Linked DNA regions of Homo sapiens: region 2 is linked to region 1. Evidence: chromatin contacts called from ENCODE Hi-C or POLR2A ChIA-PET data. All regions are on one chromosome and are shown on one strand. Each heading gives the region's core, a stretch centred on a gene start or an enhancer-like site at or near the end of the contact. The rest is flanking DNA. Distances are from core to core; before and after follow the strand shown.

What was found. A loop is a pair of places that touch in the nucleus more often than their neighbours do. ChIA-PET counts read pairs that join two places held with the same protein, here RNA polymerase II (POLR2A).
Region 2: a map of heart left ventricle shows a loop between it and region 1 (2.4-fold over the local background). The contact joins two enhancer-like sites. A Hi-C loop is called at or near these places in 1 of 168 maps with a recorded cell type or tissue (heart left ventricle). POLR2A ChIA-PET finds 5 or more read pairs at or near these places in 6 of 52 experiments (A549, H1, MCF 10A and 3 more).

Annotation. Positions count from the first base shown.
Region 1 is chr6:6,746,880-6,752,341 of GRCh38, reverse strand. All of the region lies in intron 2 of LOC101928004 (a long non-coding RNA gene), which reads left to right. LOC105374901 (a long non-coding RNA gene) reads left to right here. Exons shown (of 2, transcript NR_187807.1): 2 at 1-436. Among named protein-coding and RNA genes, the nearest start is that of LY86-AS1, 130 kb to the right of the region's middle. RefSeq lists enhancers at 475-1,092, 1,713-2,330. Within about 2 kb of position 2,174, at least 27 of the 41 ENCODE cell types and tissues checked have a DNase peak (open chromatin) inside an H3K27ac peak, as active enhancers do.
Region 2 is chr6:6,995,142-7,000,762 of GRCh38, reverse strand. It overlaps LOC105374904 (a long non-coding RNA gene), which reads right to left. Exons shown (of 3, transcript XR_926432.1): 2 at 5,610-5,621; 3 at 4,938-5,439. Among named protein-coding and RNA genes, the nearest start is that of RREB1, 110 kb to the left of the region's middle. Within about 2 kb of position 2,487, at least 2 of the 41 ENCODE cell types and tissues checked have a DNase peak (open chromatin) inside an H3K27ac peak, as active enhancers do.

The DNA.
Region 1 (5,462 bases), core at 925-3,424:
AGCTGGCAGTTTTCTGGAAGACTGCTTGCTTGGAATGCTTAGCATCCTCCCAGGCTTCTGACTCTCCACTGGGGATGCAGAAGGTCTGCATTGCAGTTTAATCCACTACTGAGAATTCCTGTGCTTCTAGAAACCATCCTCTCACCTCCGAGGGACTCCATCTTGTCAGCTGCCCAGAGGAGACAAAACGGAACACTGCCCCATGGCTCAGTGCTTTGCACAGTTGTCAGCTCCTTGGCTGGCAAGCATCAGATTGATTAAAAGGAGGTTTTCTCAGACATAATCCTGCCCACTAGCCAGCCAAACATGTATGCAAAATGAATGGCAGTACTGGGAGGGGCTCTGTCCAGCCACCCTGGACATGGGTGTGAGTGTGCATGTGGGGTGTGGGTGTGTGCATTGTGAAAGTAAAAAGGGTGTGGGGTACAGAAAGAAATGGTCTTGTTTTCGATTCTATCATCGTTTTACGACCTCTGGCTCCATTTCCTCCTCTGGAGTTAAGGGAGCGAACTGTCGCCAGCCAGTCCCAGCCCTGTGATCTCTGCGCTGGTTTGTGTAGGCGGCTCCAGAGACACAGATGCAAGACTTGCGTGTCTCAAACTTGAAAAGGAACAAATTGCTGGGGGAGGGGGAGGGGGAGGGGAAAGGGTGTGGCTGCCTGCACACCCATCTGCCCCTCCTGAAACACTGCCACCCTTGAATGCATATCCAGGAGCTCCTTGGAATCTCAAAATACATCACGTATATTAGGATTTAGCTCCCTGCTCCCCACTGCACACTCACACCCTGCTGCACTGTGAGGATGGGCAGGCTGGTGTCACTCTCATTTTAAAAAACGTGGGTTTGTTCAGCGGCATGGGCTCTGAGGAGACCCTTGGGATGTGTGGATACCAGCTTTGGTAAAACCAGTGAGCAGGTGGCTGGAGGGACACTGTGGCCCCTCCTCTGGGCAGTACAAAGGCCTCCTCCCAGGCCCAGCTCCAGAACCAGGCTCTGTGCCTTGTCTACCTGCTGCCTGGCCTCAGGCCTTCCTCCTCCTCTGAGGGCCCTGGCATCCTAGAAGGCTGGGCTGCCTCTTCTGCCTGCCCTCCTGCTCCCTGTTCAGGCTTCCTACAAACACCTTCTCAACTCCAGAGGCTGCAATTAGCATTTTACAGCAGACAATCCAAGGCTAACACAGATAATGTCATGGACAGCACTGCTTTTATTCCCCTCTGGGATTAATGTCCTATGAATAAACATTCCACAAAGCCTATATTCATAGAAACGCTTATGATGTGGAATTGGAGCCAAATGGTGCCTATGGACAGCCTGGGACAAGGGAGCGTGGAGAGAAGGTGGGCTCAGGGGGAGAGGGGAAGCTGGGGGCTGCTTGCTCAGTGATTTGGAAGCTGCTGCATTGGTACAGTGCCATCAGTCTTCGTAGGCAGGACTTCAGACCAGGCAGGACAGGAGACCAAGCAGGGAGCTCAGGGAACCATGTCAGTCTCCACAGTGGAGTCTGGACTCCGGAGCTCTCGCCACGGTGTCCCACAAGCAACAGAAGAGACTCGGGGGTGGCAGGGTGAGGGAAGTAACACCTATGAGCTGATCCGTTCAGCGGAGAACTGGAGGTGGGCTCATTTGATATTGCGATTGCTCAACATCAAATCCCTTCAGGAGCTGCCATGTGCTTGCTTGACTGATTACATTTTTGTTTTTGAAAATAAAAAAATCTGTAGTATAGACAGCAAAATGTTAAAGCTGATGAGTGGGTACTTGGGCCTTTGATCTATTATTTCTGCATATTTCTACGTATTTAAATTATTTCATAATTTTATATATATATATATATATATATTTATTTATTTAAAAAGGAGGAACTGGATATTCTTTATTTCATTTGGCAGAAGCTGTTTTGGGAAGTCCGTCTTACCCATGCACTTTCCCTTCCCACCTGCTTTGTGAAGGTTCCAGACAGGGCCAGGAACACTGCGTTCCTTGACCGGCAAGGTTTTGTATCCCTGCTCCCCCCTCCCCCTGCACCTCTGCAGAGGAGCAGCACAATTCCAGCTTTGGCATACCCGGGAACCCCGGTGCTGGCCTCGCTGCACCCTCACAGCTCAGCTAATTCCAAGACGTGCAGGCAGCGCACTGCCTCTGTCTCTGCTGTAAACAACCAGCATGAATCATCGCGGAAGTCAGTAGTCATCTCTCCCCCGTTTGCAAAGACTGGGGAACTGCAGCATCACAGGGTGACCCGCTGGAAGCCACAGAGGGAAGATAACCTGGAGGGAAAACTAGAGCTGAAAAGCTGCAGCTGGGATTGAAGGCTGGAGGCTGGAGCAGTGAGCCCTTCTGTTCTGAGTAGGGCTGGGCTCTCCCAGCAAAGGGCCTGTGTCACCAGCAGCGACCGCTCAGGGGAGCCTTGGTCGCTGAATGGCTCTTTGGGTGGTGTGGTCTCCCTCTGGCCAGACCTACAGAGTGGCCCTCCAGCACCCAGCCTTGCTGAGTCCCTGCAGGCCTGCTCTGAGGGAAGGGGCTGATAGTTCAGACGTTCAGAGAAGGTGCCTGGTGGCTCCGGAACTGGTAAGACTATGTTCCAATGCTCGCAGCTGCTAGGAGTTACCAGGAGGACGTGATCAGGAGAAGCACTTGGCTTGAGCAGAAGGCATGGTTTCTAGGAGACTGGAATTGTTTCTTGGACCCCACCTCTACTTCTGTCTTTCCTGGACATTTTGCATCCAGAGTATGCTCTTATAATGTGACCATCATTTTGCTAAACTGTTTGGAATAAATTATACCCGGAATAAAATCTAAGTGCCTAGGGTCCTCTCAGAGAGTTCCCTTGGGTCTGATTTTATGAGAAACCACTTGCTATAGCCTCAGAAGCAGTTAAGACCCCCCAAATATTTTCAAACCAGTGTAAGTGGCTTGGATTTTTAAAAAGTGCTCCTTTTACAGAGAAATTGTAATTTTGTTGTTGAATTATACATTTTTAAGTCAAGACTTGAAGTATAGTTACTACATCATCATATATAAAATGTTTTCTTTGGGTATGGCTGCTGCAGCCCTTAGAAACCAACGTCATCACTGAGAGTGTCACAGACTTTAACAGTCCAGCCTTCTGTTCCGCCAGGGCACTTGAGGATCTGTTCTATTTGCTGCTTTAAAATAACAGCCCTCCCTTATTCTGAGGAGAGGCAAGGATCCATCGGCCTGGACTATTTATCAGTGGTTTCTGAAGACAGGAGAATGTTTATTTTGTGAGAACATTTGTCCTACCTTAATTTGCAAGGGACTTAAAAAGTAGCCACCATGAAACACAATAGTAAATATTTGATTCTTGTGAAACAGGTTAATGTTTGTGATGGAATTTCTTCTACATCAGAGCACCTTAAAAATCATTTTCCAATGGTCCCAATTTTTGTGTTTTCAGAGCCCTTGGACAGGAGGCGTTGCAGGTGCCGGGCATTGGAGGGACCTCACGCTCCGCGTTTCCTTCCCTAGCAGAGCTCAAACGACCTGCTGCCGCATCGGGCATTGTTCTCTCCCTCCTCACCCAGAGGAAAGTCCCCATGGCCCATTTTCTGAGCTGTGCTTTTCCACTCTTTCGTAATCTATTATTGTGACCTTGAGATGCAGAGAGAGAAGGCTTTGGCAGGACGCACTGCCTTTGGAACCAGAGCTGCTGCTATCTGTGCCCTGGACCACATGCTCCATGGCCATGGCCGTGCCAGTCCTACTGGTTCCTCTGCAACCGCCACCCAAGTCAGCGCCTGCAGGAGCGTGGACACTGAGAGGACTGGGACAGCGAGGAAAGTGTGCTTACAGAAGGGCCGTGTGTGTGTGTGTGTGTGTGTGTGTGTGTGTGTGTGTTAGAGATGCACAGAGGTACAGACACAGGAAAGAAAGAGACCAAGAGAATCTGCCTTTAAAGTAGACTTCAAGTTATTTGTTTCTAGGACTGTACCTGATAGATTTGATTCTCACCAAACTCAGTTGCAAAAACTCTATCCAGGGAAAGGAATCTGCAAGCCGGAGGCACGGAGCCGTGGGGACTCAGGGGCAGGAGGACTGTGGTCACCCTTGGGTCCCCACACTCGTGTCCCCGTTCCCTGCAGCCCCGTTCTTCTCTCTGTCTTCACCCTGCTTTGCGTGGGCAGATGCTCCTGCCAAAGCTTACTTCATCAGATGAAATGAAGGGGAATCTGATTTGCCACTAATTGGACTTAGTGTAGGCAATTAGGGTTAAGCTGCGATGAGGGAACCACCAGACGCTGGGATTTTCATCACAGTCCTGAGAAATTCTTCCAGAATTTAAGTGGTTGCAAATCACGATATTAGTTTACAGTGGCAATATTTTAAATCAGTTTAAAACAGGATATTGGCCGCCTGGAAATAGCCAGCTCAGGCATTGCCGTTATATAGATATAAATGTACATAATGTGTGTATGTGCATATATGTGTCTATACACAGACATATACACATATATACACACATATACACATACACTGTACACTTCTATATTTTTATATATACACCATATATATAAAAAGATAGTCAGTGGTGAGACTATATATGCATATCTCTCGCCAGGTGAACAAGGGCATTTAACAGGCACACAGGGTGTTTCCCTTTTCCTTTTCTCAGTTGCCTCATCTTCAATTCCTGTCTGGAATCAATCATTCACAGATAATGAGGCTAGAGCAACAGTTCCTGGGCCGTCTATCTCCTCCCGTGAAAGGAGTTTTCACTCTGCATGGGGCTTGCAGTATTTTAAGCCATCACCTCATCAGCACTTGTGGCGATGCTTCTGCCATGCCGCTGTTCAAATCTTAGAGCCTGCCCTGCAAGCAGAAGCATCCATTTCACCTACTGGTGCATTCAGTCATTTCATCCTTCACTTAGTATCCAACAAACACTTACTGATTGCTTGCTCTCCGGACAGCCCTGTGGACACCACCAATGGGGTGGGAGATGCATGTGTTATGTGTGACTGCATACGTGTGGTATGTGCGTATCTTCATGTGTCTCTGTGTATGTGTGTGCTATGTGAGTAAGCATGTGTATGTGTGTGTCTGTGTATATATAAATATATGTGTGCCTCTGTATCTCTGTGTGTTTGTATCTGTGTTGCGTGTGTTTGTGTGTGTCAGTGTCTGTGTGTGCGTGTGTCTGTGTCTCTGGGTATGTCTGTGTGTGCTTATGTGTGTGTCTGTGTCTGTGCATGTCTGTGTGTATGTCTGTATGTGTGCATCTGTCTATATGTGTGTATGTCTCTGTGTCTGTGTGTATATGTCTATGTCTCTGCGTGTCTGTGTGTGTCTGTGCATGCATGTGCATGTGTCTGTGTGTTCCTGTGTGTATCTGTGTGCCTGTGTGTGTGAGCTCACAGCTCTGGAACTTACATGCAGAAATAGGCATACACAATCGTGCCCACACACACCAGTTGCATGCTTATTCCTACTCTGTGGCTCTC
Region 2 (5,621 bases), core at 1,238-3,737, 250 kb before region 1:
GAGGAGAATAACCTAGGGTCATTTATTCCTCAGTCCAGTCCCAGAGTTTCTATGGCCTGGGAAATTTGTGTCAAACTCTGCCTATAACAGAGACTGTGCTCCTTTCCCTCCCTCCCTCCCTCCCTCCCTTCCTCCCTTCCTCCTTCCCTCCCTTCCTTTTTTCACAGAGTTTCTCTCTTGTTGCCCAGGCTGGAGTGCAATGGCACAATCTCAGCTCACCCCAACCTCCACCTCCTGGGTTCAAGTGATTCTCCTGCCTCAGTCTCCCAAATAGCTGGGATTACAGGCATGTGCCACCACGCCCACCTAATTTTTGTATTTTTAGTAGAGATGGGGTTTCTCCATGTTGGTCAGGCTGGTCTCAAACTCCCGACCTCAGGTGATCTGCCCGCCTCGGCCTCCCAAAGTGTTGGGATTACAAGCGTGAGCCACCGCGCCTGGCCAGAATGTGCTCTTTTCCTTCAGCCTAAGTATTCCGCACATTTGGGAGCCCTGTCCAAAGGGCTGCCACGGCACCACGGTGGCTGCTTCTGTGGAGCAGCTGCTGAGGCATCCTACTTCTCCTTTGGGTCTTTTGAGGTCCACCCTTTGTTTGTGTCTTTGGTCAGTGCTGACCATGCAGAAGCCACGTCAGAGAGAGCCTGGCTACCCCGAGGGGTGGTGCTGGCTTGTGACCACCACACTCTTAAGGGTTATCCTCAGCTTTCTAGGACCTGAAGCATAATGTTGTCCACTCACCCAGAACTCTTCCAGCTGCGCAGCTTTTGCTAACAAAACTTTTCAGGGAAGGATCATCAGCCTGCATGTCAAGAGCTGCGTATCTTCCCAGGGACTGGGGAACCCATGTTCCCAGCACCAGTGCTGCTTAGTGAGGGGGGAGTCAGAATAGAGGGAGCTGAACCCCAGGACCACAGCTGCCCCTCGAAACCATGAAGTCCTCAGGAGGCTTGCTGAATTGAAGCTGCCATACCCCATGCAGACGGCCTCCATCTGTTGCCAAAGCTCTTTCAGACAGGTTCAAATACAGTTAATTCAGCTACACCTTTCCCTAGATTAACTGTAGAGTTAACTATATGAAATTGCCATATTTGTGGGTCAAAAACAGTCCAATATTACAACTTCATGTAGTTCCACCTAGTAGTTTTCTTTTAAAACTTTCTTTTTTTTATTTTTTTTTGAGATGGGTTATACTCTGTCACCCAGGCTAGGATGCCATGGCGAGATCAGGGCTCAATGTAGCCTCGACCTCCTAGGCTTAAGTGATCCTTCCACCTGAGCCTCACAAGGTGCTGGGATTACAAGCATGAGCCACTATGCTCAGCCGCTTTTAAAATTTTCTTTTTCTTTTTTTTTGAAACAGAGTCTCACTCTGTTGCCCAGGCTGGAGTGCAGTGGCACGATCTTGGCTCACTGCAACCTCTGTGTCCCAGGTTCAAGTGATTCTCATGTATCAGGCTCCCTAGCAGCTGGGATTACAGGCACACACCACCATGCCTGGCTAATTTCTGTATTTTTAGTAGACATGGGGTTTTGCCGTGTTGGCCAGGCTGATCTCGATCTCCTGACATCAACTGATCTGCCCACCTCAGCCTCCCAAAGTGCTGGGATTACACGCGTGAGCCACCATGCTCGGCTCTTTTTCAATTTTCAATTTTCAATTTTAAACTTCTAAAAAGCAAAAGGTTGCAAAAACAGTGTTAAGAGGTCCCATGCACTCATCACTCAGCTTCTGCAATGGTGACATCTTATGTAGTATTATATGCTGATCAAAACCAGGAAATTGGTATTGGCATCATACAGCTAATTAGTTTACAGATCTTGCAATGAACTGGTTTACAGGCTTTGCTTAGATTTTTACCAGCCTAATGGCTTTTGGGGGCTACCTCCTAGTGACTTCCACACTGACACTAAACAATCTTTTACAGTCTATTTATTTTACAGATAACAGATCACTTATTTTGTTTTTAAGTTTTTGCAAATATTATGTTCTCAAGATAAAAATTCAAATGATATAATTTTGTATAAAATAGAACACGAGAGCTTCCCTCCTCTCTTTTCTCTCTCTCTGTAGAAGTAGCTACCATTGGAAAGCTGATGTAAATCTATCTTTGCTTTTTCCTATGGATACACACACACAAATACATATGCAATTTCTTTTACAAAAACAATCATATTTTATAAACGTTCTCTTAATATGTTATGAACAAATTAATTGCAATAGTACCACGATTTTTGTTTATTACCATTTTCTTTTATTTGTTTCACTGAGTGAAAGATCAAGTTCTGAGAGTGATTTACTCTGCCCTGGCAAGTGAGTCTTGAGTGCTCTCCTTTAATCCGGCCTCCACGCTGCAGATGACAGTGTCTTCCTGGCAGGATATTCTGTCTCTTTGTCATTTCAGATTCCCAAATTGATTGCATCATTCTCCACCAGAGCCCGAATTTCTGCTATGACCTCTGCAGCTTCTGGGCTGCTCTGCTCCACTCCACTCACTCACTCTCTCCATCGCGGTCAGCCAGGTTTGCTGACCCATCTATGAGCTTCTTTGAAACTCAGCACATTTATGATTTAGGATTTCTCATCTGTCAGACCTGCATCTCTCCCAAGATTGTTTAACTTGGGACACGGTTATTAAATCTCTGTGGACTTCTGTTTTCTCATCCGTAAAAGGATCACCTACAGGGCTACAGGCTCTAGAGCAGGGGGAGGCACAGTTTTTCTGTAAAGGTCCAGGGAAGCAGGCCAGGTGCAGTGGCTCACACCTGTAATCCCAGTACTTTAGGAGGCCGAGGCAAGAGGATCACTTGAGACCAGGGGTTTGGGGCCAGCCTGGGTAATATAGTGAGATCCCATTTCTACTTAAAGAAAAAAAATTAAAAGGTCCAGGGAAGCAAACACTTTAGACTTTGCCAGCCATATGGTTTTTGTTGCAGCCAATCAGCTCTGTCATCGTGGTGCAAGAGTAGCCACACACGATAGGTAAATAAATAGACAGGGCCGCATTCCAACAAAACTTTACATGTGGACACTGAAATCTGAATTTCATATTGTTTTAACGCACCACAAATTCTTCTTCTTTTTCTCAACTGTTTAAAAATGTAAAGAATGTTTTTGACTCACAGGTGGTACAAAAACAAAGGTGGTGGGCAGGACTTAGCCCATGGGCTGTAATTTGCCAACCCCCTGGTCTAGGAGGAAGCACCTAGGCTTTGGGGTCAGATAAACTAGGATTTCAGTAGCTTTTGTTATCTATCTTTTGTCACCTGCTAACTGTGTGACCTTGAGCAGGTTATATAAGCCTCTTAAACTTCAGATCTGGAAGGGTTGCTATAAGCATTAGAGATAACCTATGTAAAGTCTGTGACACGCAGAGGGCACTCAGTAAGTGCGAGTTCCTTTTCCACGTGCTTGAGGATATTTCCAAGACTAGAATTCAGTAACCCAGAGCACAAAGTCCATTTCCATTGTAAAGCGTTTTGGGGTGAAGATGACTGAGAGGTGTGTTACACTGGTTTAAACATACTCTGCAGATTCTTTGGCTTAATTGCAAGTGTACACATGTGTGCATAGAGATTTTATGTTTACGCACAGATCCCATGCCCCTCCATGGCGACAGGGAGCAAGTGACCTCTCACAAGGGGTCCTGAATTTTAGATTGTACAGGAGATGCCTCCAATTTAGTAATTTCTTACTCTTTTATAACTTTATAGCAATTTGTGGCATGCTTCTTAAATCAAGAAGTTTCAACAAAATAAAAAAAATCAATATGCATTATATATTCTATAAAAGAGACACTTCAGTAACTCAAAAAGTCTATGTTCTTCAAGTGCCCCGCCACAAAGGGTTATAGCCCTTGGATGAAGCATCTTTCTAGTCCTCTTCTGAACTTACCCACTTTCCTGTTCAGACAGGCCCCATGCTGGGACATTTCAACCCACTGTAGAATTTAAAGTGACTTACATGTTGTCGTAGTCCATTTTGTGCGGCTATAACAGAATGCCTGAGACTCAGTAATTTATAAAGAAGAGACATTTATTTCTCAGTTCTGGAGGCTGGGAAGTCCAAGATCAAGGCTCCAGCATCTGGCAAGGGCTGCTCTCTGCTGCCAAGATGGCACTTGCTGTGTCCTCTGGAGGAGAGGGACCTGTGTCCTCACATAGCAGAAGAGCAGGAAGGAATGAACCCACTACTGAAAGCCCATTTTGAAAGGGAACTAATTCATTCATGAGGGCAGAGCCCTTGTGACCTGAAGATCTCTTCAGAGGCTCCACCTCCCAACACTGCTGCATTGGGGATTAAGTTTCCCACGTATGAATTTTGGGAAACACATTCATAACATAGCACATATATTATTTCATTCGACACCTAGAACTGGTTTTATTAGTATCTTTTTGTGTGATGGAACAGGCTCAGAGAGGTTAAAATGATTACCAACAGCACACAGCTGTAGGAGGAACTAGAATGCAGACCCTGGATTCCTGGTCTAGTCCTCTGGCCAATGTGTGGCCTTCTTCCAACACCACTTCTAAATATTATATTTGGTCCATTTCACCTCTTTATTATCTAGTTTTTGAAGATATGGTCTGTATCTTTTTTGTATTACATGAGAGATTCTAGACAGTTTTACCTAATGCAGTTTTCAACAAATACAGACACTCCTCTACTTACGATGAGGTTATGTCTGGATAAGCTCATCCTAAGTTGAAAATATTGTACCTTTTGTTTTGTTGTTTTCTGAGACAGGGTCTGGCTCTGTTGCCCAGGCTGGAGTGCAGTGGCATGATCTTGGCTCACTGCAGCCTCCACCTCCCAGGCTCAAGTGATACTCCCACCTCAGCCTCCTGAATAGCTGGCACTATAGGCATGCACCACCATACCTGGCTAAGTTTTATCTTTTTTTGTAGAGACAGGGTTTCACTATGTTGTCCAAACTGGTCTTAAACTCCTAAGCTCAAGTGACCTGCCTCAGCCTCCCGAAGTGCTGGGGTTACAGGCGTGAGCCAGTGTGGCCGGCGAAAATATTGAACCTTTGACTTATGGTATTTTCAATTTAGGATGGGGATATCAGACATATCCCCATATGCTGAGATGTGTAGAGAATACCTACTGCTTTTGCACCATTGTAAAGGAAAAAAAATCGTAAGTGGAACTGTTGCAAGTCAGGAACTGGCTGTAGTCATTTCTTCATTCACATATTCAGCAGCTGTGCTCAAGTCATTGCCCTTCAGTTAGTCATTTGTAAGCATTTGCTGGGTGCTTCTGTGAGCTCAGGGAAGAGATCACAAATGCTGTGGAGGATATGCAGGAGGTTTTCCAATGTAGCTGGTTTTCCAACATGAGGCAAGAGCCTCAGCCTTAGACAGACTCAGGCCCAGGTCTCAAAGCTGGTTAAACTCAGGTCTAAAGTTCCTTAATCTCTACAGGTCTTGTTTCCTCACCTGTAAAGTGGAGAAATGAATATCTACTTCATAATAATGTTGTAAGAACACAAGTGCTTGGTTTACAAACAGTGCTGATGAAATAGTAGCTATTATCAATCATAAGCAATGAATACCGTATTAGGCAGGATAGAGTAGGTTGCACGGGGTTCCCCAGCTCAGTGTCTTACCACGTTATCCCT